7 separate regions of the Mus musculus genome follow, and all the other regions are linked to region 1. A link is a loop called in an ENCODE intact Hi-C map of the cell type or tissue named here. Cell type or tissue: heart. All regions are shown on one strand.

The links. A loop is a pair of places that touch in the nucleus more often than their neighbours do. Peaks named below come from ENCODE experiments on the same cell type or tissue, not always from the same donor. Only the 100,000 strongest peaks of a DNase experiment are listed, where the experiment ranks them.
Region 2: a loop joins it to region 1, with 3 times the contacts of the local background. A loop is called at or near these places in 16 of 42 quality-filtered maps.
Region 3: it touches region 1 in a loop (6-fold over the local background); 25 of 42 quality-filtered maps call a loop at or near these places.
Region 4: a loop joins it to region 1, with 6 times the contacts of the local background. A loop is called at or near these places in 26 of 42 quality-filtered maps.
Region 5: it touches region 1 in a loop (4-fold over the local background); 16 of 42 quality-filtered maps call a loop at or near these places.
Region 6: a loop joins it to region 1, with 3 times the contacts of the local background. A loop is called at or near these places in 11 of 42 quality-filtered maps.
Region 7: it touches region 1 in a loop (2.8-fold over the local background); 4 of 42 quality-filtered maps call a loop at or near these places.

The regions. Positions count from the first base shown.
Region 1 is chr2:173,584,385-173,588,384 of GRCm38, reverse strand. It overlaps the pseudogene Ppp4r1l-ps. Among named protein-coding and RNA genes, the nearest start is that of Ankrd60, 8.1 kb to the right of the region's middle. In heart, no CTCF peak of the experiment used is centred here; a DNase peak (open chromatin) is centred at 1,605; H3K4me3 peaks cover 1,978 bases; H3K27ac peaks cover 434 bases; H3K27me3 peaks cover 1,384 bases.
Region 2 is chr2:174,074,012-174,078,011 of GRCm38, reverse strand. Stx16 (syntaxin 16) reads right to left here and starts at 961. Exons shown (of 9, transcript NM_172675.4): 1 at 823-961. The coding sequence starts at 954. In heart, CTCF peaks have their summits at 1,867 and 2,070; DNase peaks (open chromatin) are centred at 661, 1,291, 1,781 and 2,451; H3K4me3 peaks cover 3,656 bases; H3K27ac peaks cover 3,333 bases.
Region 3 is chr2:174,282,465-174,286,464 of GRCm38, reverse strand. It overlaps Gnasas1 and a transcript of Gnas not described here. Among named protein-coding and RNA genes, the nearest start is that of Gnas, 13 kb to the left of the region's middle. In heart, a CTCF peak has its summit at 2,280 (motif pointing right); no DNase peak of the experiment used is centred here; H3K4me3 peaks cover 2,931 bases; H3K27me3 peaks cover 2,631 bases.
Region 4 is chr2:174,295,588-174,299,587 of GRCm38, reverse strand. Gnas (GNAS (guanine nucleotide binding protein, alpha stimulating) complex locus) reads right to left here and starts at 1,729. Exons shown (of 12, transcript NM_010309.4): 1 at 1-1,729. The coding sequence starts at 1,726. In heart, a CTCF peak has its summit at 2,107; no DNase peak of the experiment used is centred here; H3K4me3 peaks cover 3,660 bases; H3K27ac peaks cover 1,039 bases; H3K27me3 peaks cover 1,647 bases.
Region 5 is chr2:174,305,927-174,309,926 of GRCm38, reverse strand. All of the region lies in intron 1 of Gnas (GNAS (guanine nucleotide binding protein, alpha stimulating) complex locus), which reads right to left. Among named protein-coding and RNA genes, the nearest start is that of Gnas, 10 kb to the right of the region's middle. In heart, a CTCF peak has its summit at 1,837 (motif pointing left); no DNase peak of the experiment used is centred here.
Region 6 is chr2:174,108,664-174,112,663 of GRCm38, reverse strand. Npepl1 (aminopeptidase-like 1) reads right to left here and starts at 2,313. Exons shown (of 12, transcript NM_213733.2): 1 at 2,092-2,313; 2 at 1,402-1,587; 3 at 880-1,050. The coding sequence starts at 2,241. In heart, a CTCF peak has its summit at 2,457; DNase peaks (open chromatin) are centred at 1,623 and 2,333; H3K4me3 peaks cover 1,785 bases; H3K27ac peaks cover 1,652 bases.
Region 7 is chr2:173,657,816-173,661,815 of GRCm38, reverse strand. It overlaps Rab22a (RAB22A, member RAS oncogene family), which reads right to left and starts at 1,971. Exons shown (of 7, transcript NM_024436.3): 1 at 1,675-1,971; 2 at 305-384. The coding sequence starts at 1,710. It also overlaps the pseudogene Ppp4r1l-ps. In heart, no CTCF peak of the experiment used is centred here; a DNase peak (open chromatin) is centred at 2,015; H3K4me3 peaks cover 2,446 bases; H3K27ac peaks cover 1,980 bases.

The DNA of each region.
Region 1 (4,000 bases):
CCCTAGACAGAGGAATGTGTCGAGTGGCTGTGACCCAGGGTTGCCTCTAGGGACTTTGGTGGTCGCTGACCCCGCTCAGATCCTGCCTTTCATTACAGATGAGGGGCCTCAGCCAGAGGGGCGGCAGACCTTATCCACTGAACACAAAGACACATCTCCTTGGGTGGGGAAGCACAATGGGTAGCGAGGGGTATGTGGGGTGGGTGGAGTTATGTGCTTCCCCACCAGAGAAAAGACAGATAGCGTTCAAGATAGGCTTGCATTTGGAATCAGCTAGCAACCATGTTAATGTACAACCACATGGAGTTATACGTACCTAGGGTTGTAGGTAGCAAGGTACGAGGAGACAGGCTTTTTGGCTAGTGAGAAACATATAGCTTGCAGAGAAATAAAGGGGGTGCTGGGGTCACCTTGAGCCTGACATGTCATTTATGGGATGTATTCTCAACATTTGCTTCATCAGGACAAGAGGAGAGTGCACCTCTGCCAGCTGCCGAGGTTGGTGGTGACTGACAGCAGCCCGAACTAGGGGTTTCCATATGGACTAGCAGAGTGAGTAAAAACCTGTCTGTGGCCGTGAGAAGCAAGTCGGGAAGCGAGCTTCCTCTTCTTATAATTGACTTCAGAACAGCAGTATAGTGCTCTTTTGGATAAAGAGATTATGTTTTTATTAAGGTATAAACAGAATTCCAAAGCTCTGAGTTATATATGTGCCCCCCCCCCCCCCCCATCTCTGGGGAGACATCCGTTTTCACATGAGGACAAGGCTGAGTCGCTCTGGCATCCAAGTACTCTGCTGTCCTATAAGGCAGTTTATTTGAACCAAATAAAAGATGAATCACCCACTCTTCAGTATTTCCATCTGAATTGGAGTGGGTTTGCAAAGCTTTCTTGAACTTTCAGCTTGCTGCCTTCTCTGTGTAACTCATGCACTTGGACATCCAAGAATATTGGGAAGTGTTGAGGTCTGAAAAGACCTCTCTCGGATGAGACAGCTATTAAATAAAATGTACTCCCCCCCCCCCTTCCCGCCATGCAGCTTTCTTGCGTGCACCACCACATCTGTGTGAAGTACTCTTCACTTCCTATCTGTTGTCAGCCCAAGGAATGTTCTAGGCTTTGCCAGTAATGAAAGAGAGTGTGCTTCAGTGCTTCTTTTCTAGGTGGGGGGATGTGGGGGGAATATATGTGTGTGGGGTGCTCGTTTGTGCTTTTGTGGAGGTACATTACTGTATCTTTAGTTTTTGTTTTCTTTTTCTCCCCACTTAGGTTACAGCTAGTCATCTCACAAATAATTGTCTTCCTGAAGAAATCCATCAGGCTTTTGCAGCTACGTAGGATATGATTTGGCCGGTGCCGGGGGCAAACTGGAAGATTTTCTCTTTGCTGTGAGCTTTAATCATTATCCTTAATTTGAGAGGTTGAAGTTTAGTCATTATGTCATGTTCGCAGCACACTCCTGCAAAAAGAACTGAGAAAAACAAGCCTGTGCCCGGCGCGGCGACCCTGCGCCCCCTGGCGGCGGGTGCTGGGCGAGCCCCCGGCGTCCCGGGCCCTATCTCCCATCGCTTGGCTTATTGCAGTGGCCGGTTGCGATAACGGCTGCGCCCGGCGCGATATTGGCCTCATTTTCCCCCCGCAGACGGCGGGAGCGATATGAAGCCGTTCGCCGCGGCCCGCTTCCTCCCCGCCCTTTTTCATTTCCTCTGCCCGCGTGCAAATCACACCACTCTCTCTCACCCGAGCCGAGCAGGGCCGCAGCAAGCGAGACAGAAAGAATGAGGGGGAAACACCTAGCGAAAAACCGAAGGGAAAAAAAAGAGCGAGGGAAAAGACCTAGCGAGAAAAAGAGAGGGGGTTAAAAGACCTGCCGAGAAAGGGCGAGAGGGAAAGACCTAGCGAAAACCCGAGGGGAAAAAAGAATGAGGGAAAAGACCTAGCGAGGAAAAGCGACGGGTAGATGTAGCGAAAAACCGAGGGGGGAAAAGAGCGAGGAAAAAGATCTAGCGAGGAACGGCGAGGAGGAAAGACCTAGGGAGAAAGAGCGAGGGGAAAAAAAAAACCTAACGAGGAGGAGCGAGAGGAAAAGACCTGCCGAGAAAGAGCGAGGAAAGAAAACCTAGCGAGCAGGAGCGAAGGAAAAAGACCTGCGGGAAAAGATCAAAGCGGGAAAAATTAGCGAGCAGGAGCGAGGGAAAAAGACCTGCCGAGAAAGATCGAGGGAGAAAAACAAAAAAAACAAAAAACAGCGAGCAGAAGCGAGGAGGAAAAACCTGCCGAGAAAGATCGAGAGGAAAAAAACAAAACAACACAAACCTAGCGAGCAGGAGCGAGGAGGAAAAACCTGCGGAGAAGGAGCGAGGGGAAAAGGGCGGCCGAGTCAGACGGCTAAGTGGGGAAAGCGCGCGAGGAAGTGGTGTGAAAAAAGGATAAAGATTGAGAAAGAGCGGGCGAAAAAGCTAGGGGAAAGCGGTCTAGAAAGAAGAACCACGGGGCAAGAGCGATGTTGAAAATGAAGGAAGGAGTGAGAAGAAAAAAAAAAAAAAACGGAGGAGAAAGAACAAGGGAGAAACGGCGAGAAAAAGAGCGCGGGCGCCGCCATCCGCCGCTCGGCTCCTCGCTCCGGCTCGCCAAGGCGACCGGGCAACTGCTGCAGCCCGTAGCTGCTTTTAAGTGGTCTGGTGTAGGGCAGACTTTGTGTGTGTTTAAACCATAACCGGACCTGGGAGCCTCAAACCCTGAACGCACGAACCCCTATTTTACAAAGCGCTTGGGTGCACAGTACACGGCGGCTTCGGCACGCCCGCTGCTCCCGCTACCGCTGCGCCCGCGCGCGGCCCACTTGGAAAGGAGCAAGAATCCATTAAATGTGGTAGGGGTCCCCCTGCTTGTTCTTATAGGCAACACAGCTGCTCCTGATCTTGGATCTGTAGACTTCAGCGACGTTAGCGGTTGCCTGAAACACGTTGCCCTGAAGTTGTGCACAAAGTTTTTCGAGTGCGCTGCATTTCATTCAATCTAGTAAGGAGCCGCTGGCCTTGCCCGTAGCACATTCTTGTAAATAGCTCTCTTTCTGTTTCCGTCTTAACTCCATTATTTTTTTTTCTGGGTTCTATTTGTCATTTTCTCTATAAGCCCAGCTTTTAATTTTTGCAGTTAGAAGCTATATTGTTTCATAAATTTTCAGGATAGCCTATTAATTTTATGCTTCCATAATGGGAACTGTGCAGAAATAATTTTGTATATGAAACTCTTTAAATAATAATGTAGGTTTTTTGTTTGTTTGTGCATGTGTATGTTTGTTGTTGAATTCTCCACAGCTTTGTAGAACAGTTCATGATGAGCAAAGCCTCGGGCAGAAGAGGCAATCCTGGTCTTTATGGACGTCTCCCAGCCCTAGAGAAAAACACAGTCTTACTTGAAAATAGTGATTTTTAAGATTTCTTGATGATAATGAAATTTTATAAAAATGCCATGCCCTCAAAGGTAACAGTGTACTCATTTTGAAGGGTGATGGTTTTAAAACTGGGCCCCTCATGCTGGATGTATTTGTCTAATGTTACTACCCTGATTTTTCCATTTCCCTTGGAGAGTGTTATGTGCATGTATATATTATTAAGACCTATTTAAAATCTTCTCTACGTGAGCTAGTGAGAACTGAAGGAGATGCTTTCTCTTGCTTGTCAATTGATTGTGAGGGTGGACATGAGGATGCCCTTGTGCTGTAGAGAGCGAGTGCTGCTTGTAATTACCTCAGCTGGCACTGCAGCCGGCATCTAGCCGGCAGGGCCTCACAGCCGGCCGCGGCCACGGCTCTCACATTACTCGCAGGTGGTGGTGATGCTGCAGAAGTTCTGCTGCCGCGGTGCCTGTGCTCTGGGGCTCATTTCCATCCAGGAGCGCATCTCTGGATTCTGGCACTGCCCTGAGTGGGCTGGAAGGCAGGTTTTTGCTTGCATCTGCCGGGTTAGCACAGCCCCGGGAGAATCTGCCTGTGGAT
Region 2 (4,000 bases), 490 kb before region 1:
TAAAATCAAAAGCCATGTGCTATTTTGGGGGATTAATTTTCACATCCGCATCATGTTGGTTCCTTTTTTTGTTTTGTTTTGTTTTTTTAAAAAAAAGTTCGAATGGAGAAGCTTAATTTCCTGTGTGGGAAATGGAAAATGAAGCGCCTAGCACCTTGCAATCTCACCAACATGAGTCCTCGGAGGGGGGAGGGCGGGGGGGGGGGGCAGCAAAGCAATTACTCCTAGTGTACATGGCCACACCGAGAACTAGGGCCATTGGAAGAAAAATAGTGGGAAAGAAAATGAGCTGAGCTGAGCAGACCACACACACACACACACACACACACACACACACACACACTCCTTCCTGGGGGGGGGGGGTCTGCAAGGATTTGAGTCAGCTAACCACCCACCTGGCCCACAGAACCAAAGTGAGGCCATTGCAGGGGGGGGGGGGGGGAGTGCCAAACAGAACAGAACAAAACAAAAAGAAGGTTGGAGAAAGGCCTAGGTTCCAAGTCCTCGTGTTAAAACATATGTAAATCGAGGCTGCCCGACGGATGGTGGGGGAGGAGGACCAGGAGGCCCAGGAAGTGAGAAGGCAGGGCAGGGGTTGATACTGTGGTCCCCATTGGGGGTTGCAAGTGCCCCATAAGCCATGGCCGTGCTCCACTTCCTTCTGTATCACACTCCTAGTCGTCGTCGCCTTGTTATTGTTGTTGTTCTTTTTTTCTTTTTTTTTTTTCTTTTTAGACAGAGAGACAGACAAGAGACAGACAGACAGGCAGAGCCGCAGTGCACACGGTGTGTGTGTCTGGAGAGGCCGCCAGGAAGACTCACCGCAGCAATGCTACGTGAATGCAGAGGGCTGGAGGTGGTGTGACTACTCACTTGCTCGGCTAACAGCTGCCGGGTTTGGATGGAATTATTCCGCAACAACAAGAAAGCGTCGGTTAAACGCCTGGTGGCCATTGTCTCCCCCTTTGTGACCCCCCCTCTCAGGGTCTCCCACCCCCCCTTGTAGTCCTGATTTGTTCACTTTCTCTCTTGGTCTGGCCTAGCTGATTCCACTCTTGCACAGAAATCTCTCTTGACAAAGCCTTAGGCTTTTCACGGCGCGATTTTGCAATCCGCCTAAGCGCGGAGACCCCTCCCCAAATAACCACCTCGCCTTTTCCAACTGCCTGACTCCCCCTACCCCAAGGCTGGCTCGGATCTCAAAGCACTCGAATCCCCCCAATCCTAGCGTCGAAATCAAACGTCCTGGAGACCCCTCCCCAATCCCAGCTCGGATCCACAAGCGCCTGACGCGCCAATCCGGCTCGGGGATGGGAGAGACCCCTACCCACTCACTTCCTAAGACCTCCCCAAAGGTGCTGGCGCCCTAACCCTAACTCAGAGCGCCTGCGTGCCCGGCATGTGGCTCTAACTCCGAGTTTGGGTTAACTCTCCTCACAAAAGGCCTGCTCCAAACAGGCCGAGCCCACAACGACAAAGGAGCGTCTACAGCTCCCATATAGTCGCCTGAGCCTACTGAGGCTCAGCCCGACCTGACCCCTCTCTTTCCTGTGCGGCCTGCTTCTCCACTGCCAGGAGGCTGCGGGCCTCCACGAGGACCTCACGGCCTGCCTCCCCCAGCCTCCTCACTCCTCTTCACCGGCACCCTCCATCCCGGGATCAGGCTGCAACCCTGCCCAAGGCCGCTTCCGTGCAGTGGTCCCGGGCTCTAGCATTCCCCCGGCCCTCTTCCTGTCCGTTCCTCGCGGGTGCCCCCCTGCGACATTCATGAGATTGCTTGCAACGTTCCGGGAGCGGGAGCTCCCTTATTGCCCTGCCCCGGGATGGGAGTGCTCCGCCCTCTCTGGGACAGTTCCCGGGGCGCCTTCTTCCCCTTTTCCTAAGAGTGTACAGACTCTGGGGCAGGCGTCCTGGCCCCAAAAAACGGCTTCAAAACCTTGGCCCTGGAGCCGAAGACCACCACTGGGGTCCAGGCAATTGTAAACTTCTAGTAGGATTGTCAGGCAGGCAGAAATGTGGAAACGTGGCTCTTGCAGAGCCTAGTCCTGCGCGGGGGCGGAGGAAAAGTGGAAGAAGTCTGCCTCTGCAGGCCAGGCACGCTCCACTGCAGGCGCCTGGCGCTGCTGAGATGGCCTTACCTTTTTATTTTTTTATTTTTTTTCTTTAAACTGTGAGAAAAAAAAAAGTATCCGAAAAACAACCAGGCCAGGGAAAAAAGAAAAAAATAATAATAAAAAAAGCTTGGGCGCTAGGCCTTGCTGGCCTTACTGTGGGCAATAAAGAGTGGTCAGGCATCTACACTTGGGCACTACAATGTTGTGCCCAAGTGGGAAAGGTTCCTAAACTTAGAGACAACCCCTCAGCCCCACTCCCCCAAAAAGTACTTTGTGTTGAGGTTATGCCCACGTTTCCTCGAGCTGGGGTTTCTGGTCGCCTCCCAGTCTCTGGAACCATGCATCCCACTCGTTGCTACCCTGGCTTGGGGGGTGGGGGCGTCTCCCAGGGCCCCCCAGGGCTGCAGCTGCCGCACTCAGTGAACAGCAGCTCCGGAGGCTGGGGTCACCGGCAAGCCTGGATGACAGACCAATATCTGCAGAGCGACTTTATGGGGTGTCTTGCCCTCAATCTTGCTCTCAGCTTTGGGATCAGATTGGGAACAGTTTGGCCTGACTTGAGGGTCCCCTGCCTCTCCCGGGTGCCAGGAGGCAGGCGTGGGAGCCGCGCGTAGGGTCAGGCTCTTGAGCCCCGGGTGCTTTTGCTTTTAAGAGCGGGTGCTCCTGTGCTTGTGTGCAACAGTATCCGTATGAAAAGTATCTTTGAGACACATAACACAATGAATGCATGGAGGAATCGAGGCCCGGAGAGCAGCGGTGCGAGCTGATAGAGAAGAGATGATTCCGATGCCGAGCTCCTTAAAGACAGGGGCGCCCACTCCCCCCGCAGCGGTTGACGATCAGCGGGGGCTGCTCGGAAGGTGACAAACAGCCCAGACCCCGCTGGGGCCATAGAACCAAGCACTCTGCTGCTCCAAAACCACAGGCCCCGGGTTAATTTCGTGGAGGGAAATAAGAGGAACCCTGTGTGCAGACCCCAGGGGATATTTGTGCAGTGAGGGAAGAGTTCCGGCAGCCCACCCTGCTGGTGAGAGCTGACCCCAGTCACGTGGCAAAGCCCACTCCTCCTCCTCCTCCTCCTCCTCCTCCTCCTCCTCCTCCTCCTTCTCCTTTTTGTGCTTACGGCGTTAGTAAACAACCGCCGAGCCGGTCTCCCGCAGGAACATTGGATTAGAGCTGTGGGCCTGTTCTCCTCCATTCTCGAGAGCACACATCGGCCTCCCCCCAACCCCCCTGCAAAGCAGGGGCTTGTTTACTTCTGGCTAGAACCTGATCTCCCTCCTACGCTGGACTGGACGGCTGTGTTTTAGTCATCTTTGTACCCACTGCCATCTCATCTGGCTTGTAACAAGCTCCGAATAAATGGTTTATAAATATATGCACGAATATTGGAGAGCTGAGATTTACGTTCCCAAATGTCTGTCCTCCATCCAGTGTCTCTAAAGCCTTTAGAGCCTTCTAACGTATATATTTTAAACACATCTATATGTCCAGTTTACATAGTCTTTGCAGTCAGTTGGCCTGTCCACCTCTCTAAGGTTATTGTGCAGATCAAATACAAACACTTTGTATTTGATGTCAGATTCTGGACAAATATTATATAGAATGGTAATTTATTCATTTTCTGCATTCAGCAAGCTTAGCAGAGTTATTCCTGGTGGTGTGTTCCAGTCCATGATGACGACCCTTCCTGGTGAATCTTAAATAAATAATCTTAAATCTTGTTGGACATTTAAGAAACCAACCAAGCTTGCATCTCTTTGAGAGAAATGAACAGCTTTCGCACATATGAAGAATAGAACAAGAATCCTCTTATTCTCAAAACAGGCACCTCAAGCAACTCCAGAGCTCAGCAACAGGGAGATGAAGAAACCAGGAGCTGAGCA
Region 3 (4,000 bases), 700 kb before region 1:
CTTTACCTTTCCTCCCAAGACCACTTCTTATTGCTCTCATTCCTTCTCTCCTGCCTCTATGGCCTAGGCGCACAGTCCCGGACCTCTCCGGACAAGTCGGATCTGCCTAACCAGCTGCGCGATACCCCGATGTGATCCTAGCTGTCTGCCAACCCAGGTAGCCCAGAAGGGCACCCGTAAAGAACCCTATACCACCACTGAGTGTCCTCCAAGCACTATCCACTATCAAGAAACTCCTTTCTGCGCGGGAAGGTTGGCTTTAGGACGCACGGGAGAGGTGCGCGCGCCCCTTTTCACGATCTCAGGCCTCCTCGAACCTCCAGAGGTGAGCGGTATTAACCAAGACTACTTGCACGGCGTGGGGGGAGGCACTGGCTCCAGGGTCCCGCGGCCCCAAATTGGCCATGCCGGTACCCGATTTCCAGGCTCCGCGCCGGCTGAATGCCACGTGCGATTTAGGCTCCAGAGTTGTCACCCAATCCCAAACGCAGTTACTTTCTGCGCATTGCAATACTGTAGCTATGGCGCAGCAGTCTCAGATCGCCAAAGTTGGTGCGTGCACCTCCATATCGAGCCCAGTGGGCTCTACCTAAAGCCAACTCCGTTGCTGAAGACTAACTTCTGTAGGAGGGGAGAGAACATAGAAAACAAGTGACTTACCTTTGCCGTTTATGTATGTAACTCCAAACCTGGGGCGCGCTGGGAATTCAGTGTGGCACACCGAATTCAATGTTGCGCACCGGGTATCAGCTCGGGGACCTCAGGTTGTCTCCAGCGAGGCGCCAGAAATGCCTCACCGTCCAACAAACCTTTGGCCTCCCAAGCGCCCCTGGGTGCCCTGGAGAGACTTGAAGAGCCCTCTCTCCTTTTCCGGGGTGCATTTCGGGCTGATTAATGGGCACCGCTCCCTTCCCACCTTGCCTCCCATCTGTCTCTTTCCTCCCACCCTACTGTCTCAGGGACCCCAGTTTGGTCAGGGCAACTAACCTTTATCCATGAAAACAAGGAGAATCTGGACGGAGTCACCCATTAGTGACGCCGGATGGGGATGGGCCCCTTTCTGGGAGGGGACTCCGGGGACTGGTCGCGACGGCGGGCTGGCCTCCTGGTCTTGCAGCGGCGGGGCTGCCTGTTTTCCTCCTTGCGCTCCTCTGGCTCCTCCTCGGGGTCCCGAGGATCCTGATCTAAGGGCCCTCGCTGGGGCTCCTCCCCCTCGCTTGCGCTCTCAGGCTCCTGAGTGGTGGGCTGCGCACGTCTCGGGGAGGCGTCGGCGCTCTGCAACTTCAGAGCGTGCAGACGCTGAGTGAGTGACTGGTTGAAGGTGGCACCCCGGGGGCCGCGCTCGTCCTCTGGCTCGGTCTCTGGCTCGGTTTCTGGCTCGGTCTCTGGCTCGGTCTCGATTTCGGTCTCGGATTCGATATCGGACTCAGGCTCGGTCTCAGAATCGGTCTCGGTCTCGTAGTCGTCCTGATCGTACTCTAGGCACTCGGGGCGGGCCAGCTCAGGCTCAACCTCCTCGTGCTCGTGATCAGACTCAGATTCAGAGGACTCAGGGAGTACCTGTGCGGCAGCTGCAGCGGCAGCGGAGCGGTGGTGGGCGTTAAGGAAGCTCCGGCGCTGGGCAGCACGCTGCTGGGCGCGGGCGTTGGAAGAGGCTAGGGCGCGGAGGAGAGCAATGGAGCAGGAGAGCCAGAGGAGAGCGGTGGCAGCCCGGCGGCCTATGGGCGGGCACAGGTCGTTGTAATTATGGCGAGCTCGGCGCCACTGCTGAGCCCGGGACCTGCGATCCATTCTCTTAGGTGCTCACCGAGAAGCCGACTCACCCTCTGGCTCTGCAGAGAGTGGCCCCACTGCGCAAGGACTGTTGGGGCCGAAAAGGATTAACCTTATGAGGAGAGAAGCTGGGGTCTGAAGACCCCAATCTCGCCTCGGGGCAAAAAGAAGGGATGTACCTACCTTCAAACCACTGCGAACTTTCTAAAGCTCCGCGCCTCAGCTTGTGGCTGTAAGTAAAAGAAAGGGATGGGTAAAGAAGAGAGAAGGAGTCTCCTCGAGGCTCCTCTCGCTAAGTCTCAGACTCTGAAGTCTAAGACTCCGAGAGGTGCCTCCACTGATCCTCTCGTCTGGGAGAGGATAGAGGAGACTGAGGAGAGATGGGGCAATGGGGCCCTATAAAGTTGCGCGGACTTCTGCCGGGCATGTGCAGTAGGGAGGTGTTTGGGGGCGGGAGTGCCTCCCCGCGAGCTGTGCGTTGGCGCATAGCTCATGGCGCAGACCCTAGTGGGCCGGCAGGTGGCAGGCGGGAACCTTGTTTGAGTAGATTTGGCCAAAGCATGGGGGGTGGGGGGCTGGATATCGAGGTCTAGCGAGCGAAGGGAGTAAGATAGCTACAGGTTAGCGGATTTTAGAAGCCAAGTATAGATTCCCACGGGGGGTTGTCCCCACTCCTCAACTTTTTCTCCATGAGCATAGCCACCAAACAATTGAAAACCAGAACGCAAAATTGTAAATATTCAGGGGAATGAGGATCCGTACGTGAATGAGTGTTAATGACCGAAGAGCGTGAATGCTTGAGGATCAGAGCCTCAAGTAAACACTAACCTTATCAAAGGTGGTTACTTTTGTCAGGGCTGTTAAAGTAACTGTAATTAATTAGAGCAGCCTCCAAGAAGGTATGAACCCCACTGGCAAACAACCCCGCCCCCCGCGGCTGTAGATGTAGGAATTTGCAAGCCGACAGTCAGCTCATGGTGAACACTGTTCCACTGAGGTGTGCTGGAAGACCATAGGAAGCTGAGAGTGAGTATCCACGAGAATGCCCTTCAACTGCTGCTCTCCGTGTGGGTTTTTAGGGTAGTCTTTGAGCCACGGACTCATGCATTTCAGCTGAGGGTTCAACCAACACACTTGAGTTCCCGGCACTCGCGGAGCTCTGTTCTAGGTGCTGAAGATAGCGAGGAACAGGAGCAGGTCTTGGATTAGAGAAAGGGGTCTTGAGGGGTTAATATATCTTAACCAGAGCATCAGCTCATTCTTCCAGCATCATTACTTCATCTAGCTCACGCTACATGAGAAAAACAGGTACGTCAGCAAGAGCATCATGGCTAGGGGGCGGCCAGAGACCACTGGATCCTGCTGTTGGACTCGGAAGAACAAGGTAAAACGACCTGCTTGTTCCAGAGCGCGCTTGGAAGAGCCGATGGACTCAGGTAGGTCCAGGAGGGGATGGAGCCCTGTGGGAAGTGGGTGTGGGGCTCGTTTATCTTGCCTTTTGCCTTGTTAAATATAGAGTACCTTAAAAAAAAAAAAGCATAACACTAGCAGAGTTGTGTTATAGGGATGCATGAAGTCTTGGCAGGGTGTTTTAGTTGTTGGGTTTTTGGTTTTGAGGTTTTTTTGATTTGTTTTTTACATGGAACACATGTCACACGGTGGGCTGTTTGGTTTTTTGTTTTTCCCTTGAGTCCATGTGAAGAGTCACAAGAGGTACTGCTGCCTCTCCAAGCTGCTCCCCCAGGGTTCCTTCCTGGAGGTGGAATTGTGAGTTATGTCTTGAAGCAGGTGCTGGTCCTAGGTCACTTACTTACCCTCACACACTTGCACCTCAGAGTCAGGCTCCCAGATGCAGTGTCACAGACTTAGGTCCTAGGTGCCCTGCATGGTTGGAGATTATAGAATCTCTCTGTCTTGACTGTTGGTGCTGCATCTTGTGGTCTAGGAGTTCATGTACAGCCTTAAATGCTGGTGAGATAGAGTGGGGTTGGATCAGCAGATCTCATGAACAAATGTGTGGCTGTAATCTAGATGTTCTGCTGACTCTTAGTGCATTGCTGTGACTCTTGAGCCCCTGTTTGGGGTTGAGATCTCAGATCCTTATCTCTGCCTTTCCACCCTGATGAATGGGGGTATCTGAGGGGTCCGACCGCTTCCATACACTTAACCTTATTTTTTTTTTTTTTCAGTTAAAACAGTTCTGCCAACATCATATGGAGCACAAAGA
Region 4 (4,000 bases), 710 kb before region 1:
CTCCCCAGACCAGTGGACCTGCATAGGCTGCCCTAGCGGCAGCTGCCCTAGCAGAGGCTGACATTGCTGGGGCGCCAGGGACTGCTCCAGCGGCCGGATGGGCTCTAGCAGAGGGGACTGCCCGGGTAGTGGGCTCCTTGGGGGTGATAGGGGCTGCCCGGGCGGCAGGCTCCGCCAGGGTGGCAGAGACTGCCGCGGCTGCGGGCTCCACCTGGGTGACAGGGGCTGCCCCGGAGGCAGACTCGGCCGTGGTGGCAGGGACTGCCTCGGAGGCTGGCTCGGCGGCTGGATCTCTGCTGCCTTCAGACTCGGACTCGGCAGGAGTGGCTGGGGCGACTGGGGCTGCCCCTCCGTCAGGATCGGCGCGGACAGCTGGGGCTTCTTCGAGTTCTTCAGGATCCGACTGGAGATCTGAAGGCGTTCCTGGGGCTGTCCCGTCTTCTCCGGCATCGCTCTGGCTATCTGTGAGCATCGCGGAATCCGTAGGAGCTCCAGCATCAGATCCGGTAGAGACGGCTTGGGCAGCAGGGGCTGGCTTGGCATCCATTGCTTCAGGCTGGGTGGAAGATCCGTCCCCTCTCTCCGGAGAGGGGACTTTTCCTTCCACCGCAGTGGCGGTGGTAGGGCTTCCTTCCATCTCGGCTGCTTCTCGCTCAACTGGGGGTCTCTCTGCGCACTCGCTCTTATCTGGGGCTCCCGAGACTTCGATGGGCGGGCCATCACTTGCGATTGGGGGGCTGTCCATATTGACAGCGGTGTCGTCGTCGACCCCAATGGAGGCTCTGCCAATCTCAAGCAGGGGTCTGGTGATCTCCATCGGGGGGCTGTCGCATGCGAAGTTAGGAGGAGATCTGACAGCCTCGCGGAATGGTCTGTCAATGGCGCCTCGGACCCAGAGGGGAGGCGCGTTCTCGGCGGGAGCGAGGCAGAGCGCACTCGGGACCGCGACTGTCGGGAACTCGCCGCCAATGCCGATTTGTGGGATGACTCGCGGGAGTCCTGGGGGTGGGCTATCGCCCCCGAATTCTTCTCCACCGACCTGAAATGGCACAGATTCTTCAGGGGGAGGGCTGTAGTCTTCTCGGAAGCCAGCGTTTTCAAATCTGATGTTCCCGGGCTCCGCGGGAAGAGCTCTGGGGACCAATGCTTCCGGACCTCCTGGCGCAAGGTCTGGGACTTGCAAGGGAGGCTGGCTATGGTCTCCCTGGGCAGGCTCGTTGAACTCAAATGGCATAGCTTCTTCTGGTGGGGGGGTATAGGCTCCCAGGCCTGGGCTCGCGCCAGTGGGGGTCCCGGGCTCCAAAATCGCTGGGTTGAAGGCTTGGAGGCCTGATGGGGTCCCAGATGGTCCTGGCTGCTCCAGGGTGGGCCAGAAATCTCCCAGGCTGGGCTGTTGTGTCTCGAATGGCATGGCTTCCTCCGGAGGTGGGCTGTAGTCTCCACCCACTCGGACTTCCTCGAAGGCCTGGCAGGGGCTTTGGATGTCAGATTTGGAGTCTTCTGGGGGTCCACTGATCTCACTGCCAGTCTCGTCGGGGACGGGCTCATTGTTAGACGGTTCGGAGTCCGGTTCGGTCGCCATTTCTTCGGCTGGGCCAGCCCCAGCACCGGGGGCAGCTGCCCCTGGGGCTTCCAAAGGTTCTTGCTCGGGCTGCTCCCCGACTTCAGGGGGGATATCGTGTTGTCCTGACATATTATTGCCGTGGAGGCAGTTGAACATGCCCATAACACGGTGGCGACTTTTCAAAATAAATTTGGGGCCCCGTAAGACGGAGCACCCAGCCAAACTAGGGTGAAAAAAAATTTTTTTTTAAAAAATTCAAATTTTTGTTGGAAAGTTCTCCAGCCTCAGTTTCCAAACTTTGTAAGGATAGATAATCAGGGGCTAGAACCCAGGACCATGGCTGAAGTGAGTCATCTCTTGCTGGTGAAGTCTGTCACCTTCCTAGTTACACTTACCCCTTCGGGCTGTGGTCGGCCAACAACTTTAGGAACTTTTCTGTTCTCTCTTCGTACTTTGCTGTACTTTAGCTCCGCCTTCTTGGCATTTAAGAGCGTGCCGATTCGTCTCGAAAATCGTAAATAGAACTCTTTCTCTGCCGCCAGAGGACGCAGGTCTCAGTGCTGAGCCGGCTCCGGGAGCTGGCTCCCGGTGCCGGCTGCTCCCGACTTTGGGTAAGGGGGCTGATGAGCGGAGGCCTTGTAGGGACGTTCGGCTCCGTCCTCTCCTCTCCCGGACTGATTCCGAGTCTCTCTAGCTCGCTTTTTCCCTGGCCAGAGAGCGAGCGAGCTCTCTTGCGTTGCTGGGACACGTGACGCAAGACGTGGGCATTGGTCTGTTAGAGTACAGACGCTGAAAGCCTCCCTCCCCATCTGATTCTTCTCGAGGGGAGGAGGGACTGCAGGAGGGCTTTATCACCCCAGATTACCCCAGTATGCGGTAAATTCCTTATCTAAGGACCCCACACTCAGGCAATTACCCATACTCATCTCCAAGTCAGGAAATGGAGGCTTTAGGATACAAGGAAAGGGGTAGAGGCACACACACACACAAATGCGACAGGTGGTCGTGAGCCCACCGGAAGGGTAGAGACAGGGTGAGGAAGTGCCGAATGTAAACACGCAATTTGTTTCGTAAATGCTCTAGGGTACTTTTCTTTATTTCTTTTTTTTCCTTTTTTTTTCTTTTTTTAATGTTTATGTTTGCTGTTTGTTGGGGATGGCTCCAGCAAATCCCTTCAATGTCCCCCATCCCCATTACACCTCGGAGCTCTCAACAGTGGTATAGTGTGTTGTAGTCAGGGCTTGCTCTGTTTATATGGACGGTGATGCAGTAGAAATAAAGGTCTCAGCAGTGCACTGCAGAAAATCAAGCAAAGCCCCCTTAGGAGTTATTCATGTTTGCCGCTTTCGTGCAAATAGGGGAGGGGGCTTAAGGCTTACCGGAAGACCCCCCACCTAGCTCAGGTCTTGTACTTCTGTCTTCTGGGTAAAGGCAAAAGGAGATTTGGGGTGTAGTTGATGGCCCATTTAGGGTGGTCTCGCAGACTAGAAAACCTGAAATGCACTTAACCCACCGACCAACCGTGCCATGGTGGCAACAGCTGCCGAGACTCGCATCTTCCAGCCACCAGCGCCAGCTGCGGATTCCGTGTTCATTTCCTCTCTCAAGCCCTTCTCCAGCCCCCTTTTATCCCCTCCTCCTTCTGTTGTGAGCACCATAGAGCATTTGCTATACGTTGAACTGCAACAGTCCACCCAGGCGAAATTAAGCGCGGTCACAAAGCCTGCGGCTGCGCGCCCCTTGCGGTGCCGGGGTGGGCTCAGAGCTGCAGGAGTTTATACAGTCACATTGCCCGGTGGGCTCAGCGAATAATCATAAAATGCTTTAGGTCTGGGATCTGCAGATTATTCCTGGGCAGGGTTTTTTTGTTAATTGTTTGCCTTTGGGGTTCTGTTTTTTTTTGTTTTGCCGCGCGCCCGCGGCACGCGCACACCGCGGACATTTTGCCAGTAGGTAATGGCGATGGCGCGAGGCATTGTCTTTTGTTGCAATACAGCTAGGCAGTGGGCAGGTCTGGCCTGCAGGACCCTGAGAAAAGAGAGTATGAAGTGGTACATAAAGCAGGCTGCGGCAATTATGCACCATGCAGATGGGTATATTGCAAGATGCATGCTGTGTGCCGCGGCAGATTTAATTCTCTGAAGTCTAACATGTCCCTCTTCTCACTACAGGCTCGGCACACTACAGCCCCTTGCCTACAGCGTCCACGTGGTCACCCTGAGTAGAAGAAAGCAGACAAAGTGAACCCCCAGAGAATGCCTGCGACCTGCCGAAGGCGTGTCACCTCAACTCTACGGCTGAACACACTGCATGCCGGACACTTTGAACTTTGGTCCAAAGTTTGGCCAACTACCCTCCCCCACATATACACACACACACACTCAAAATGGCGAAACGGTTTGAACATACACCGAATAGGCCAACTGGGTCTCAACC
Region 5 (4,000 bases), 720 kb before region 1:
GTACTTGGTCCCAGGCAAAATCTCAAAATCAACATTCTGAGGTTTTAATTTCTAGGATTGTGCATTGAGGCAGTGAGGAGGTTTTTGGGGCACTTTGCTTAGCAGAACCTGAAATTCTCTAAGCGAATCTGCAAGAAGTTTGGATGTCAAATGCTGGTTCCCCATCTGACATGGCCGGCATCTAACTGCTCAGACCCAATCTGTTTTGACTGATTCACCCTAATCTTTACCCTGATAGCTCACTTTAAGATATGAAAATCTTAAGTTCTTGAAGACGAGGAAAATACTGGAAAATGCCTTTGCTTTTAAGAAGTTAGAAGCTGGGAGTACAGTCCCAATCAGCATGGCATAAAGCCTTGCATTCAGCCCCAGGAACTAAAGAACTGAGACAGATAAGGTGCTGGTTGGTGACTTGGGCCCACTAAAGTGACAACTAAGCCTTGACCTGAAGGGTAGACATGGGGATAGATGCTGATGCTACTTTTAGGTGGGGACATAGCAACCATTTTATCAAAGCCCTAAATGCAATCCTTTTGACCAGAAAATGTCTTTGGTCAGGAACTTCTTCTGGAACCACTGTTTCCTTTCTGACAATCTCCTCCTTCTTCTTCCTCCTCTTCCCCCTCCTCACTGTGGTGGTCACCTCACTTTCATTACCACACACAAAGGTGGCAGGTCACCTTTCCGTGGGTGGATGGCTGTCTTTGGCATGTACCTCATTAAGGCTGGTGTGCACAGGTTAAGTGAAGGTACTTTTAGTATCTGTGAGTACACGGGAGGTACAGGTCCCTCCCTTGTTGTCTGGATATTCATATCCCTTCTACAGTAACAGAATTTACCAGTGCACACCAGGCAGAGGGAACAGGCTAGCACGATGCTAATTATTACAACTTAAAGAGCCCTATGTACAACTATAAAGTTAAAAAAAATCAATGTATGCCCCTGATACTGGCTACCCACTGACTAGTTAGGTATTAACCTATCAGAGTCCTAGACCAATACATTGTTTATTTGCCTGAAATAATTTCTTCTTCTCTCCTATTTAGGGTCATCTGGGGGTCACTCTCAGACATGTGTGGAAATTGCTTCTATTCAAGAATGTAGTGTCCAAGATTAGTGTGCACATTGCTGATTGGTTAGTAAAAGGGACAACTTTCCTTCAGATGGCTTATCAGTAGATGAACAAGCTATACCATGTGCGATGTCTAGCTTCCTCAGGACAAGGGATAGAGGGGAACTCTCAACCATGTGTGACATTTAGTGGACACTAGAAAGATTTGGGCTATCATACTTAATTGTGGGAAGGTGGTGGTGGTGGTGGTGTGTGTGTGTGTGTGTATGTGTGTGTGTGTGTGTGTGTGTGTGTGTGTCTGTGTGTGGGTGTGTGATGTGTGTAGTGGTGGCTGTTGTTAATATGTTGTTAGTAGTAGTATGTATGTGTAAAATGTGTGTAGTGGTAGCTTTTGGTGATCATGGTGGTGGTTTGTATGTTCATGTACATATGTGTGTATATGTGTACATGTGTGTGTGCTTGTGTGTGTGTATGTGTGTGCACGTTTATGTGTGTCTGATATTAGATATCTACAGTGCACAGAACAGGTCCCAGCCCCCGTGACAAAATGTCAATGGAGTTGCTTAGAAGATCCCTTTGTTAAATAGATACCCTTTAAATGTTCCTATAGTCTCAGTGCATAGCTAAAAAGAATAAGTCATAGCTCAAAATATACAAAATGTGGAGGTGCGGGCAAAGAATGAAAGTAAAGTAGAGTCCTTCCCACCTTGCTGGCCTTCCCTGTCCTCTCTCTCCTGCCTTATACCCTCTCACCATCTAGTGGCCACCTGAAATATCAACCCTTAGTTACTGACTCTAGACTTTTCTAAAGCCCACCACCAAAAAAATGATTACCCAGGAGACAGCAGGCAGGAGGCTCCTGGGTGACTCATGATTTTATTGATAAGCTATCTAAGCATACACTAGGCCCAACAGAGCCATTCGATGCAAATGCAAGGAATTAAGACGTACACTTTCCAGACATGCTAAAAATAGTAACACCAACATACAACAACTTAAGAGACAAATTACAAATAAACTCTGCCTTTCCCAAGAAGTGACCTTTTGGGCTTTGGTCCTGGCCCTTGGACACTTAAGGATGACCACGTGTAATAAAAGGTTGAAGAGAGTGCTGTTCTGAAAGGACATGTTTGAATCCACTATGCAACTATACACCTGTGCACTTCCCCAGGAATGCCACCTGCTCTTGACACTGTATCCTTTGGGGAATGAAGGGATCAGTGAGACCGGTAATCTACTTTTACTGCCTTAAAATCTGGGGTTCAGGCCCAGGATGGGTCTCAGAAGCCCCAGGGGACTCAATATATCTAGGATACCTGCTCTCACTTCCTTTACAGCTCTGGGGTCCTAGACTCATCTGTGCCTAGCTTTGGGTTTTGTGTGTCATCATGACCATTCATGTTGACATTTGTTGTGGGAAAAAAAATGCAGTTTTGGACTTACCTGGGTGCAGGTTACCTGTAGGAATGTCTTCGGAGTTGTTTACACGTTAACAACCAGTTTGGTGAGGGACAAACTGGTTATGTAGGAGGAGAGAGGTATTCAGAACCTTTGACAGAAGGACAGGCAAGAGCCAGCAAGTCAGAAGAGAGGCTCCAGCTGGCCATTCTGAAGTCTTCATAAGAGGTCACTCTCCGTTAGCGGTGGCAGTGAGCATGCTCGACCGTGACACTCCTGAGAAGGCAGGCACATAAGCGTTTTCCCCCTTCCCATTATCAAAGAATAAGGAGACAAAGTTTAAGTGCTTGCACTGTCCCCCACACAAAATGTGTGTGACTGTCAGAAACACCAACTGATTCACATCAAATTTTAAATCGGGTACCAATTGTAACTTTTATACCTCTCTCCTCACCCCTAACTAAATCATTCAAATTTAGCAAGATCCATTATTTGGGTTTAGTGGGAAGGACTCTTAACGCAAAATATTCCTGAATTCTCCTGAGCCTTCATAACTCACTCTGTAGGGCAGTTTGGGGTTTTACCTCAGGACCCCGGAAGCACACTTCTTTAGTATTTCTGGTCCTCTCATAGATCACTTGCCTGATGCTCCTTGGTTACCGCTTCCAGTGTGGCACATGCAAAATACTTCCAATAATTCTAACTTCAAAGGTCTTGTGTCAGAGACCAGAGCATTCCGCGTCCCCTCAAGTCTGTGGTGGTTGGCAATCATTGAAAAGTTAACATTTTGGGGGCTGGGGGGAGGGGAATAGGTCCTTACCTCTCTCTTGGGGTCTTGTCCTCTTCCACGCTCCCATCAGCTGCTCTGCCTCTGCGGTGATCTGGTTATGGGAAGGGAAACTAGAGACAACTTTTTTTGTAAAACAACCACATTGACCCCTGAGCTATCTAACAATCCTGAACTAGTATATACATAGGTAGCTAATCCCAGGGGAGGTAGAGGAGGAACAAGCAGGAATGGCAGATGGTACTTGTTCAGGAGGGGGGAAAATGACCCTCTTAGGGTTTTCTCTTTCTTCTGCCACATTATCGTATCATCCTAAATTTGGCAAGATGTCATTTGTCTATTGTTTGAGTTAACTTGTGGTTACAAACCCTGTAACAAGGAGTGAACTATAAAATGTAGAAGCCGGAAGTGTGGAGTGCCTAGGCTCAAGTTAACGGTCTCTCAGGGAAAATATACAAAAATAAAATAAAGCCTCACTTGAAATAGAGAAGGGGAAAAAAAGAAGTTGTAAACTTAACATTTGGGGGAGCTCACATGTGAAACACTCTAGCTCTTACACGATAAAAAGCTTCACCCAGGATCTGGCTCTCCCTTTAAAGAAAGAAGAAGGAGGAGGAGGAGAAGAAGAAGAAGAAGAAATCCTTCTCTCAGAGTCTTCTGGAAACTAAGCCCCCTCTGGCAGCTTGCATCTGAAACTGCCCACTAAGTATTCTTAAGCTGCATAAAGGCCTCAAAGATTTTTC
Region 6 (4,000 bases), 520 kb before region 1:
AGGCACTTATCACCACAGAGTGCCCAGACGTGAGCGGCTGGCAGGAGGTGAGGCGGAAGCCCAGAAGGGACCCCCGAGAATTAGCAGGCAGACATGGTCTTCAGTGCCCACTGCCAGATGAAGGCCACAAGTAGTGGAAACTTTGCAGAGTTGAGACACCAAGGCCAGAGAGTTTGGAAAGAGAAAGTAAGAGGGTGGAGGGCAGTTGGGACAAGAGGCTTGAGAATTGGGGGGTATGCTTCAAGGAGAGACGGACACATCGTGGCCCTCAGAAAAAGAGAAGGGGCCCAAACTAGACCTGGGTGGGTTGGAAGAGAAAGGGGGTTAAAACCAGCAAAGCAACTAGACTGTTTTCAAAAACAGAGAGCTGACACGAGATGGCAGACATGGAGGACCGCCCCCTTTTAACTGTATCAGGGAGACAGAGGGCAAAGCCCTCAAGTAGGGTGCTTGCTTGAGGCTCAAGCAACAGCCTTCCTGAAGCCAAAGTGGAGGGACAAGTTGGCCTCTGGCTGCTGGGTGGAAGCCGGGTCAAGGCAACGGAAGGCAACCTAGGTCAGGCACCTCCCTTGCCTGACAGGCTGGCAGTGGTTTTCAGCCTGCCTGAGTTTCCTCTGAGGCTCCAGTGAGACGAAACACATAAAGGTGCTCCCCACCTAACACGTAAAGGTGCTCCCACTGTCACACACAAAAGTGCTCCCCACTTAAGGGGACAACTATGCATAATCAAATCACAGCTGCACCAAACGGAGACCTGAAAATACAACCCAAGACCCTTTTTTGGGATTCCCGAAAAGCACTGTAGCTCTTCCCAGGGGGAGAGAAGAGAAGAGCTCTCCACCTGTGCTCCCAGAAGGCATGTTGCCTCTAGATACCCACTTGCAAGGTGGACACTTCCACTGGGCCATTGTCTTGTCCCACCAGGAAGAACTCCACCATGACTGTCCTCTTCTCTGCGCGCCGGGATGCCCCTGAGCGGTGTGTGAAGAGTGGGAAGGCCCGTGCCAAGGCACAGGCAGAGGCAAAAACCTCAGTCTGTTCGCAGACCATCTGTAGTGAGAGAGAAGCAAGGTGGGGCTGAAGCCACAAAGGGACACCACCAGGACTCTCCCAATAGCAGCTCTACAAACCCAGACGGCTGTGCCCCCCCAGTAACCTGAGGCTGCGTGAGAAAAATGTCTGCCACCAGATGTTGTCCACTCTTTCCCAGACAGATGAGCAGGGCACAGACATAAGCCCAGGCCTCAATAAATCTAGGCTGGCATCTCTGATTTGTCACGCAAACCGATCCGGTGTAAATCACTCGGTGGTTGAAGGGTTAGAATGGGAGATCACACGGGCCAGCCTGCTGTGCTTGAGGTGGGCCACGGGCTGGGGTACACTCACCGGCCCAGCACTCACCAGGATACACCGGTGGGTTCCAGGAGGCAGGCAGGTTCTCACGAGCCTGGTGATGAAGTGGGCTGCGGACGGGCTGTTATGCCGGCTCACCCTAGAAGGCAGAGCTGCCACTGTGGCGCAGTTCAGGTAGAGAGGACAGCTGTCTGTGGGGTTGGGGTTGAGCGTGGCCAGAGCTGCCTGCCAGAGCTGGATTAGAAAGGAGATATGAGACGGACCGGGCTTCAACACGTGTGCTGTGTGGCTAGATGCGCCCTGCGGGCCACGCCTGCTTGTCTAAGGCACCCTAGCCGCTGCCACCAGGCATGTGTGGCTCTCTGGTACCCTACCACCCTCGTGGGACTGCGCCTCGCGCTGGCAAGGCCTGTCTGGGGACCCTCTGCTTCAAACACTTGGAGGCCCGGCTCCTGGGCCCTGGCTAGTGGCCATGGAAGCGGGTCTCGAGGCCAGAGGCCACGCGGAAAGCCGCCACTGGGCCTTCTGCAGGGCCCGGCCCAGAGGCGCGGAAGCAGGTGGCTCGGCCCGGGCAGGCCGGCGACACAGGCCGGGCCTCGCTGCAGCCAGGGCCTTGGGGACAGACGGCTAGGCCTGTCGCGGGCCTGCGCCCTGGGCCCGGCGGGGCGCGCGGGCGAGGCGGGGCCCGTGGCCCAGGGCCTGGGCTTGGCAGGCGCATGGCGGCCGCGGCCCGCTCACCTCCTCGGTGACCCGGGGCTGCAGCTTCCCGCGGACGTGGCTCCAGGGCACGCGGTGCAGGTGTTGCAGCTGGCCCAACAGCAGCAGGGGCCGGCTCTGGGGGTCCGCGTCCCCGGCGCTGGCCTGGAACTGCAGCCCCACGCTCGCCATCTTCCCCCCCACGACCCCGGCCGGGCCGCCCAGCACCCTGCGCCCTGCTCCGGCCCGGCTCGGCGCCGCCCCGGCCCGCCCGGCCTCGGCGCCCCGCCTTCCCCGCCGCCTCCGGGCCGCGCCGCCCTGCAGGGCCCACCCGGGGCGCGAGGGGGCGCCGGCGGAGGCGGGGCGCGGGCCGTACTGCGCCTTCCGGGCCTCCGTTGGGGGGCAAGTGGCGCGCGAGCCCCTGGAAGCGCTCCAGCTCTGGCTACTGCCCTGGCCCGGCTGGCAGTAGGTTCCTGGACTCGAGGAAGCCTCACTTGCCAGGGACAGCCGTGGCTACTGCAGTGGCCTGACAATTAGGCACTCGGATCCCCCCTTTATTCCGCGTAGGCCGCCTCCTCGGCCTAACGCTCGCCAGAAAGGTCACCATTCAGCAGTGGGCGCAAGCTGCCTCTGCACTTTGTCACCTGTGTTGGAGAGGAAAAGACAGCAGTGTTGGGAGCTTATAGGAAGTCATTTGAAAGGAGTCAGCTGCTACCCTACACTGCCCAGGTTTTGACAACTCCAGGCCTGGGGCTAGAGCTCAGTGACCTCCAGTCTTCTTCCTTTTTTTTTTTTCAAGACAGGGTTTCTCTGTGTAGCCCTGGCTGTCCTGGAACTCACTCTGTAGACCAGGCTGGCCTCAAACTTAGAAATTCTCCTGCCTCTGCCTCCCAAGTGGGATTAAAGGGGTGCGCCACCACGCCCGGCTGTGACCTCCAGTCTTATATGTCACTTTTAATCTACATTTCTTCTCTGTTATCAGCCTTTAAAACTAGCAAAACAAGATGGCTGAGCGAGAAAAGACACTTATTGCAGCGCCTGAGGACCAGAGTTCTAGTCCCGTATCTGGAAGGTGCAAACCAGTATCCAAAATGTGTCCATTGACTAAGAGGTTGACTAAGAGGTACCCACTCACACCGACTTAAACACACACACACACACACACACACAGAGAGAGAGAGAGAGAGAGAGAGAGAGAGAGAGAGAGAGAGAGAGAGAGAGAATGAATTAAATAAAACATTAAAAAAAAAAAAAAAACCCTACCAAAGCCAGTTTCATCACATAGCTCTCCATTCCACTGACCCTGCAGGCACCACCCACCTTATGTCCCCACCTACAAGCCATCTATGGTATGGATTTCTTCAGCTTTGGAGGTTCCATCAAACAGCCCAGAGCAGGCCAGCCCTGAAGACGGCAGTAGCTGAATGAGCAGAGGGGATTCCTTTGAAACTCTGGCTTTCCTGACGCAGAAGTCAACACTAATTGGATCTTATTTTCTCGAAAAAGAGTTTTTACAGCAACTGCATGTTTTCACACATTTTGTAAAGGGTACTAAGTGTTCTATCCCGATTCTCTGGTGTTTGCAAATACAGTGTGAGGCACAAGGCACTCAGGAGGGGCCGAGACAACTTGCAATTTTCCTAGAGGGTGGCAGGCTTAAGCTGATCCCTGTGGGAGAAGTACTATGTCCCCAGTCCCCAGGCCAGTCCACAGCAAGATGTCATCTGAAGGAATGACGCTGGGAGGTGGGGCAGGAGTGAGCATGACATAGCCTGCAGCCTATGAGAGCAGGAGCTGGAGCTGCAGGTGCGCAGGTCTCTGCGTATGCTACAGACCACAGAGTATGTTGGGGGGCTTGGGGAGATGACTTGGGAGGTAAAATATTTGCTGTACAGGCCTGAAGATCCCAGCACCTATAAAAAGATGGGCTGTATCCTAGCACTGGGGGGTG
Region 7 (4,000 bases), 73 kb before region 1:
CCTGCATCGGAACGTGTTTTCATCTGCTCTCTTTCAAGGTGTAACTGGGTCTGTAAACTCCTATGTCAACTGATTCTTTTTCATTGTTGAAGTTCTTATTCCCAAAGTCTGAAGATATTCTCCTAGGATACAGTAAACCTCACTGTATTCTCTCAAATCATTTTGGGAATGTCAAGACCCAGCAATTCAAAATTTCATCAAGTTCAGGACAACAGGAGTTACACCCGGTCACACGTTCCTGCTTGCGATGACTTTCCACGAACTCTGGGATAGACGTATACAGTAAATAAACTTGTTCTCTTACCCTATGGTTGGATTGATATTCGGATCAAAACTGTCTTCCACAAACCGCCACACGATGCTCGATTTACCCACACCCGTATCCTGAAAGAGAGTAAGATGGGGCACTGAGGAAAAACTAACCTATTTGTAGACACCCAAGACTACTTTGTAGCCTAAAGTGGAGGACTGCAGAAAAAGCATTTCCATCTGCAGATGGAGAGACACAACAGGCTTCTGTAATAAGTCAGTGAAGTAACTATATTACGGGGCCAGAGCGCATGCTTTTCATTCCAGTACCTGGGAGACAGAAGCAGGCAGATTTCTTAGCCTAAGAACTGAGCACAGTGCCAGTCATGGCCAACTAGTGAGAAACCATCTTGAAAGTACTGGGGAAGGATTCTGCAGTTCTTAAGTGACACTAGGACCTCCGGAAAGACCTACGACGGCCTAGTGCTACAGGACTGCGATCTTAGCAAATCTGGGAGGCAGAGGCAGGAGGGTTCCAAGTTCAAGGCCTGCTGAGGCTGAGATTTCAAGGCTATCCTGGGCAACTTCTGGAGATCCTGCTAAAAAAATAGAAGCAAGCAAACTGGGGACACACAACTCAGTGGCGGGACTTGCCTAGGATGTACAAGGTTTAGGTTTAGTCTCTAAGACTGAACTCCTGCTCCCTCCCAAAGTAAAAAGGCCTCTTCAATGCCTGTCCTGTGTGAAAGGTGACTGGACTCACTGGCCTTTTAACATATACCAGTAAAACTATGCGCTCCCAAGTTGCGGAGTAATCGGGATGAACCCTAGCCCCACCCTGCTAAGGGGCAAAAACCATGTAGTTATTGGAATTTTTTTTTTTTCAGTCATTAAAACAGAAACTCAGGAAGGAGATCATTAGAAGGCTCTGAAAAGGCCAAACTACTGTGAGAGGACCGGAAGCTGAACCTTCAAAGTCCTGGTAACTCCTCCCTGTTCTAGTGAAGAGTGAACTTTAATGGAAAGTAACTCTTGCAGAAGTGTCAAAGACGTCCCAAAAGTTCAAAACCATCCCACATTGCTGAAAGGAGGCCAAGTGTGCGCATAAAACCCAAAGCCCTGCTGGGGAGGGTTAACTTTCAGAAACTTGTCTAACTTTAAAGGTGTCCCTCGCAAAGTTGGAAGGAAACTACCTGTGGGCTACTTCACTGTGGGATGGAAAGAGGGCGTCGCTCCGGGGCGCCGGGGGCCACCCTGACACCTGGGGGCCTTGGGTGGGGCACAGCCTGCTGGTCCCGCCGCCCTAAGGGGTCTGTGGGGGGCTGCGTCCCGCGCTGAGCGTAAAGGGGTGCAAGGGGCCCTGGAGTGCCGGGGCCCGCCCGCCCGGCCTCCGCGACCCTCCGGACCCCGCCCGCTGCAACTTACCCCGAGCAGGCACACTTTAAGTTCCCTCAGCGCCATGGCCCGGGAACCAGGGGTGCGGGCCCGCCGCCGCCCTAAGTTGAGGAGGGAGAGGCCCGGCCCAGCACCAGCATCCCCCGGCGCCGCCGCCTCACCGCCAAGTCCCGGCCGAGCACTCCGGGCGGCCGTGCGTCCGCCGCCGCCCTCCGGTCCGGCCGACCCCGTCACTTGTCCGGCGGAGTCACCTCAACAGCCGGGACACCGCCTTGGCCTCCCGGGCGCTACCGCCGCCGCCATCTTGGGACGCCAGCTGGGTCACCTGACCTCCCCGCCCACTTCGGCAGCCACCTTCTCCGCGAGGGCGGGGCGGCCGGCTCGCAGCTCACAGGCGGGTGGGCGGAGCACCAATGGGCGGAGCCTCAGCGTCGCCCCACCCTCCAGCTCCGCCTCAGCCCCATCTTCTCTAAGGAGTGGGCGGGGCGGGATGGGGCGTAATCTTGAAGCTACCACGCCTCTAGCTCCACCTTCCACCCGTCCCAAGATGGCGGCGGGTGAGTGAGGCCAGGCTGGTGGGCGGAGCGCGAGGGATGGGCGTGGCCTCTGGGCTCGCCCCCGCCTCCAGCCCCGCCCTCTGGCACATCCTAAGATGGCGGGTGAGTGGGGTCTAGGCTCAGGGGTCTCCGACGGCTCCCCTTCCCCTCCCCGAGAGCCCCCCTCACCCCACCTCCGCACGAGCCCGGGACTCGCCGCCCGCGCAGCCCCGTGTAGCTCCTTGTGTGTCTTTTGATTTTTTTTCAGAGATCCCTCTGTACTTTGTGGACTTGCAGGATGACTTAGAGGACTGTAAGTAACAGTTGGGGCGCCCCGCCCCTCCTTGGGTCCCTCCCAGAGGACTGTGGGGTGCACTTAGACGGGACAGGAGCCTCAGGTCGAGCCTATCTCGAGCCCGCTTCTTCTCAGGTGCCCTTCCCTCCTGGGCTAGGACTTGGGTCTGTTGGAAACTTTGTCTTCCTGTCACTTTCTCCTCTGGCTGCGCTAGGAGCTGTGAGAGGGAAAGCCAATCCCAACCTGGGAGGAACCTCCTTGGGTTCCTAGTTAGGGCTTGGGAGTGACGCCCTACTTGTGGGCCTGGCCAGCTCCATGTCTTCATGGAGCCCACTGCTTTCCATGTTTTGAGTGGGTCTCTTCCACTTGACCCTTCTCAGCCTCCACTTCTTCTCTGGAATTATTTTAAGAGACAGTAGCTGAGAGAGATGCCACCTTCGAAGTGCAAGTTCCAATTTGTGGCTAATGGACAAACGAAGCTTTGGCTTGTCTATCCAATATAGTTTTTCAGCGCCTACCTCTACTTGCTCGGGCCATTTGTTGGGCTTATGAATTTACAAAGATGAACTAGATCTCCCTCACAAGCCAGAGGGGAGCAGGAAAAAAAAAAAAAAAAAACCCAGGGAGGCTTGCTGGTGGTTGAGGTCAAATCACCTCAGATGACACAAATCACCACAGTCAACTGGGGCTTCCTGAGTCCCAGCCCTAGGAGTTACTTCTGTCCCCTTCCCTTCCCTACCTGAAACTCCCTGACAGGAGTTGATGTTGACTGAGAATGTTTGGTAGACCATTGCAGTGTTGAGCACATTTGATCCCTGAGTGTGTGTGTGTGTGAGTGTGTGTGTGTCAACTCTATTAGTGTAGCATGACACTTGGAGAGAAAAGAAAAGTGAGTGGTGAAGAGGCCTGGCCCTTGAGTCAGCCCTCAGGTGCAGTCCTGGATCACTCCAGTTGCAGTGGGATCTGGGGCAGGTCACCATACCGCTTAGAGCCTCATTGGTCGTTTCCTCTGCAAAACCACCAGAGTAGCATCCTACCTCCTAAGTCTTATGGATTCGAGGCCGGCCTGGTCTGCAGAGTGAGTTCCAGGCTGGGCCAGGGCTGCATAATGAGGGATTTTGTAAAGATTAAACCATCAAAGAAGGTGACATGAGTCCTTGTGCATAGTAAACACTCAGTAAATGTTGGCTGCTACCCTGGGAAGTGTGTGGGATTAGCCTGTCTTCTAGAGAAGGCTGAGAATTGGAGCGGTCAGTGTCTCTCATCTGGTGTGCCATGGATGTTAAAGAAGACAACAAGTTGGTTCCTTTTGACTCTGTTCTCTGTTTTACTGTGCACACTGCCTTACAAATGCTCTTCGCCCAGTAGCTGGGGCGGGCCTGCACTTGAGGTGGTATCTTATCTATCCTCTCCTTGGGCAGTTTGTCTAAGCCTTTGGGTTCTCAACCTTCCTAGTGCTGTGACTCTTTAGTACAGTTCCCCCTGTTGTGAAGGCCTCCATCCATAAAATGAGTTTTGTTGCTAC